Linked DNA regions of Homo sapiens: region 1 is linked to region 2. Evidence: chromatin loops called from intact Hi-C (ENCODE). Cell type or tissue: heart left ventricle. All regions are shown on one strand. Each heading gives the region's core, and the rest is flanking DNA. Links, peaks and the distances in the headings are about the cores only. Region 1 overlaps APBB2 (amyloid beta precursor protein binding family B member 2). Region 2 overlaps APBB2 (amyloid beta precursor protein binding family B member 2).

Evidence for each region. Peaks named below come from ENCODE experiments on the same cell type or tissue, not always from the same donor. Only the 100,000 strongest peaks of a DNase experiment are listed, where the experiment ranks them.
Region 1: a loop joins it to region 2, with 1.8 times the contacts of the local background. A loop is called at or near these places in 7 of 110 quality-filtered maps.

Annotation. Positions count from the first base shown.
Region 1 is chr4:41,103,627-41,106,434 of GRCh38, reverse strand. All of the region lies in intron 2 of APBB2 (amyloid beta precursor protein binding family B member 2), which reads left to right. Among named protein-coding and RNA genes, the nearest start is that of APBB2, 110 kb to the left of the region's middle. In heart left ventricle, for the core only: no CTCF peak of the experiment used is centred there; no DNase peak of the experiment used is centred there; H3K27ac peaks cover 520 bases.
Region 2 is chr4:41,048,244-41,051,051 of GRCh38, reverse strand. All of the region lies in intron 4 of APBB2 (amyloid beta precursor protein binding family B member 2), which reads left to right. Among named protein-coding and RNA genes, the nearest start is that of APBB2, 160 kb to the left of the region's middle. In heart left ventricle, for the core only: no CTCF peak of the experiment used is centred there; DNase peaks (open chromatin) are centred at 1,636 and 2,271; H3K4me3 peaks cover 2,390 bases; H3K27ac peaks cover 2,269 bases.

The sequences.
Region 1 (2,808 bases), core at 97-2,596, 55 kb before region 2:
ATTAATCATTTAAGTTCATCCACCCATTTCCCAAGATTATTCCCTTGGTGGCATCAAGAGTTTTAGATGTTCACCAATGAAGGGAGAAGGCCATCCAAAGTGAAGGTCTTTGGGCTTTGGGCTAGAGGTTGAAGAGGAATGCACAAAGGGAAATGAGATAGTGCCAAAGATTAACTTAGATAACATTGGAATTCTGCCCCAGAAGTGACTTAGAGAGCCTGAGAATATAGTTTCTGTGTGTTTTCTAGGTAGACTCTGAAAATTGGTTACCCTTTTTTATATCCATTAATGGTAAGATAATTTATTCCCCTGAGCTATACATATGCTAATTCTTAAAGCAATTTAAGATGTGTAGTTTCCATGCCAAGAGTTCCTAACTGCTCTGTATTTTCAGAGTCAGTGTAAGGTATGTATATGTGAATGTATATCTCAGCATGTCTTTGAAAAATTAAGATTCATAGTTTTTATTTTGAATACTCATAATTGGACACAGTCTCTGGATTTTCTGGTTGATTATAATAGTTGGTTAATTCTTTTTTTTTTTTTTTTGAGACGGGGTCTCGCTCTGTCGCCCAGGCTGGAGTGCAGTGGCGCTATCTGGGCTCACCGCAAGCTCCGCCTCCCGGGTTCACGCCATTCTCCTGCCTCAGCCTCCTGAGTAGCTGGGACTACAGGCGCCCGCTACCACACCTGGCTAATTTTTTTTGTATTTTTAGTAGAGACGGGGTTTCACTGTGTTAGCCAGGATGGTCTCAATCTCCTGACCTTGTGATCTGCCCGCCTTGGCCTCCTAGAGTGCTGGGATTACAGGCGTGAGCCACTGCGCCTGGCCAATATTTGGTTAATTATTAAAGGTGCATATGCGCAGCATTTTAGGCAGCAACTTGTGGGACACAAAAGCCAGGAATTTCAAAATTTCCAAAACAATCATTGTGCATTTGATATAATGATAGAGTCTCTGAGGAGGCTGTAAACCTTAAATTGACTGATTTGTCTGGAGCTCCATATTTCTTCCATGATATTTTTATATATAATAGCATAATTAAAATATTTATTTTGCCTTTTCTATTTGCTAAAATGAAACAAAACATGTAGTAATTTGGTAGAGAACCTATATGAAAATGCTAAAAAATACAAAAGCACATTTGAAACATAAGGGTTTGTTTTTGTTTTTCATCGGTGTCAGCATTTTTGGAAGTAAAAAACAAAACAAAAATAGACTATACATCTATGCATTGTATATCAGGGATATGGTTATTATTCAGCTATGTATGCTGAATGTTAACTGCTTTATAATTTTATAAAACAAAACTACCACCCTCTCCTACACATACAACCACTGACTTTCAATCCTCAGCACATTCTTGAGAGTGGGAGTCCTATTAAAGTAACTGCCCTATATGAAGTAGTTACTGGGTGTGCAGGTATGCCAGGAAAGCTAAATTGAAAGTGAAAAGGGACACATCACTTAAATATGCTGCTAGTGCACTACTCACAATAGCAAAGACATGGAATCAACTCAGGTGCCCCTTGACAGTGGACTGGAGAAAGAAAATGTGGTACATATACACACTAGAATACTATGCAGCCGTAAAAAAGAACTAAATCACGTCCTTTGCAGCAACATGGATGGAGCTGGAGGCCATTATCCTAAGAGAATTAGTACAGGAACAGAAAACCAAATACCACACATTCTCGCTTGTAAGTGGGAGCTAAACATTGAGTATGTATGGACACAAAGATGGAAACAGTAGATACTGGGACCCACTTGAGGGAGGAGAGTGGCAGGGCCAAGGGTGGGAGGAGGGTGAGGATTGCAAAACTACCTATTGGGTATTATGCTCATTACCTGCGTACAAAATAATCTGCATACCAAACCCCCACGACACACAATTTATCCAGATAACAAACCTGCATATGTGCCTCTGAACCTAAAATAATAGTTAGAAAGAAAAAAAATGAATAGATTAAAAATAAAATAAATGTACTCCTAGCCAAGCATGGGTGAGTGAACTCAGATGTGTGGTGGCCAAGTTGTCCCAAATTGGCCCTTGATTCCTGTATATCCTCAGCCTTCAGTTCTTAATGTGATATCAGTGTGTGGGATTAAACTAAGCACACTCATGACTAAAAGAGTCACTGTTTTTGGCAAGTATTTAAAGTCAGTTTTGTTATTGGGAAAATTTTAATATAGCCACGTTCTTTTGGAGGTTACAAAGACCAATCTCTCTTTTCTTACTTGCTATTTAAAACTCCTCAAACTGGAAGTTTATCCGCATGCCCAAATGCATCCCTCTTTGTATTTGTTTAATCTTGATCTTGTTTGAAAGGAGCTTTATCCAGAATACAATTTCTTTATTCAGAATGAAATTTCTTTCAGATATTAGGACAGCTTAGATACAATTATATAATTAAAAATCTTTCAACTGGATTTTACTAAATCCATGACTGTATTAGCCTGTAAAAGCAAATTATATTTTGGCCTCTGTAATGGGTTTATAAACTTTAAACATCCCTATTGGGACGGACTGTATTTGTCCTTGAATTATGAGATAGAAAACACTTTCAGAGGTCCAGCCGCATGACTGGACCTATTAATACTTGTGATTGACAAGGAAGCTCCTGATGTTCTTGTTTTTTTGGCTAGCCTTCATTCTATTGGCTGGATTCACATGTGACGTTAAAGTGGGGGTAAAAAGGATGTTCCCACTAATGCAAAATATAAAGAAAGTAAAAATTACTCTGTTGTAATTCTACCATTTGTAACTAGCAGTTTTTCAAATGTTGGCTTTTTTTTTCTTTCTAGTC
Region 2 (2,808 bases), core at 98-2,597:
TAGCTGGAGATAGAGGAGGTCCTTGGTGTTTCTTTGTGAACTTGCATCCTGTGTCGAGGGAAACACCCTGTTCCTGGTGGTGGCCTCCGGGCTCAACTCTTCCTGCTGCCGCCTTTCTGAGAAATGTGACCCTGGCCAGGTATGTCTTCTTGGAGGCTTCTAAATGCAGGTCCCAGCTGAAGGGCTGAGAAGGAACAGCAGGTTGTTCCAGGATAAGTAGCTGATACCTTTGTGGAAAAAAATCCTGACGTGGATGAGAGAACGTAGAGCTTGACAATTTGGACTTCTGTTTCATGACCATTTCTCCCTTTCTCTTTCCTTCCTCTTCTCCTTCCATTCCTTCTCCCTCCCTCTTCCTTATTTCTTATTAGAAGAGTTGCTAATTGTGCATGGTTAGTAACTGTGACTGTACCTATTTTTATCTTCGACTATGGTTTTCAGGCTTGATTTTCCAGGGAAAGGTAACATTGGCAACTTGCAGGTGACGTGTGGAATTTGTAGGAATGGCTACATAGGAAAGATGAAGGGAACTAGAAGTCTTGGCTACCCCTGTCCTCCAACCCCTTAAAACCCTCTGGAAAAACAATATGCATGTGTGAATTTGAATCCTACTTCAGTCACCAGCAGAATGTCCATGCGTGTGCCAGTTCCCTAATCTCTCATCTGTAAAATGGGGATGGTGATATTTACTTCTTTCCCAAAGGGTGTTGTGACACACAAATGAGGCAGCATATGTGAAGGAATTCTAAGCATCTCTCTTATCTCCTTGTTCCTGTCTAATTAAAAGTTTCTGTATTGTACCTTGGAATGATCCCAGAAATACTAGGAGGGAGGGAGAATCTAAGTGCTATATTAAATTGCTTTTTGTATGTTTATTCCATTTCTACATAGTAACCATGTGAGGTAAATATTTTTATTTTTATTTTTATTTTTTTTTATTGATCATTCTTGGGTGTTTCTCGCAGAGGGGGATTTGGCAGGGTCATAGGACAATAGTGGAGGGAAGGTCAGCAGATAAACAAGTGAACACAGGTCTCTGGTTTTCCTAGGCAGAGGACCCTGTGGCCTTCCGCAGTGTTTGTGTCCCTGGGTACTTGAGATTAGGGAGTGGTGATGACTCTTAACGAGCATGCTGCCTTCAAGCATCTGTTTAACAAAGCACATCTTGCACCACCCTTAATCCATTTAACCCTGAGTGGACATAGCACATGTTTCAGAGAGCACCGGGTTGGGGGTAAGGCATCCCAAGGCAGAAGAATTTTTCTTAGTACAGAACAAAATGGAGTCTCCCATGTCTACTTCTCTCTACACAGACACAGCAACAATCTGATTTCTGTATCTTTTCCCCACATTTCCCCCTTTTCTATTAGACAAAACCGCCATCGTCATCATGGCCCGTTCTCAATGAGCTGTTGGGTACACCTCCCAGACGGGGTGGTGGCCGGGCAGAGGGGCTCCTCACTTACCAGAAGGGGCGGTTGGGCAGAGGCGCCCCCCACCTCCCTCCCGGACGGGGCGGCTGGCCGGGCGGGGGCTGGCCCCCACCTCCCTCCCGGACGGGGCGGCTGGCCGGGCGGGGGCTGCCCCCCACCTCCCTCGCGGAGGGGTTGGCTGGCCGGGCGGGGCTGTCCCCCATCTCCTTCCCGGAGGGGAGGGCTGGCTGGGCGGGGGCTGACCCCCCACCTCCCGGACGGGGCGGCTGCCGGTCGGAGACGCTCCTCACTTCTCCGACGGGGCGGCTGCCGGGCAGAGGGGCTCCTCACTTCTCCGACGGGGCGGCCGGGCAGAGACGCTCCTCACCTCCCAGACGGGGTCGCGGCTGGGCAGAGGCGCTCCTCACATCCCAGACGGGGCGGCGGGGCAGAGGCGCTCCCCACATCTCAGACGATGGGCGGCCGGGCAGAGGGGCTCCTCACATCTCAGACGATGGGCGGCCAGGCAGAGACGCTCCTCACTTCCCAGACGGGGTGGCGGCCGGGCAGAGGCTGCAATCTCGGCACTTTGGGAGGCCAAGGCAGGCTGCTGGGAGGTGGATGTTGTAGCTAGCCGAGATCACGCCACTGCACTCCAGCCTGGGTAACATTGAGCACTGAGTGAACGAGACTCCGTCTGCAATCCCGGCACCGAGGCTGGTAGATCACTCACGGTTAGGAGCTGGAGACCAGCCCGGCCAACACAGCGAAACCCTGTCTCCACCAAAAAAATACGAAAACTAGTCCGGCGTGGCAGCGCGCGCCTGCAATCGCAGGCACTCTGCAGGCTGAGGCAGGAGAATCAGGCAGGGAGGTTGCAGTGAGCCGAGTTGGCAGCAGTACAGTCCAGCTTCCGCTCGGCATCAGAGGGAGACCGTGGAAGGAGAGGGAGAGGGAGACCGTAGGGGAGACGGGAGGGAGAGGGAGGGGGAGGGGGAGGGATAGGGAGAGGGAGAATATTTTTATTTTTTGAGAGGAGAGAACTGAGGTTCAGAGAGGTTTAAAACAAAATAGCTTCACCACCTGCTACATATGTGGCAGTTATTTACTATCTTGCTGCCTGTTATGACATCTATAAAATGAGGATAATAATAGTTTTCTCTCCATGGAGTGGTTATAAGGATTGAAGTGGTTAATATATATGAAGTCTTAACACATAATGCCTGGTAAATAGTGTGATTGATATATTAGCAGTTACGGGGTGAGTGTCTCTTATACAAGATGTTTGCGACCAGAAGTATTTTGGATTTCATATTTTTGTTTTTGGATTTTGCAGTGTTTGCATTATACTTAGCAGTTGAACATCCCAAACCCAAAACTCCAAAATCTGAAATGC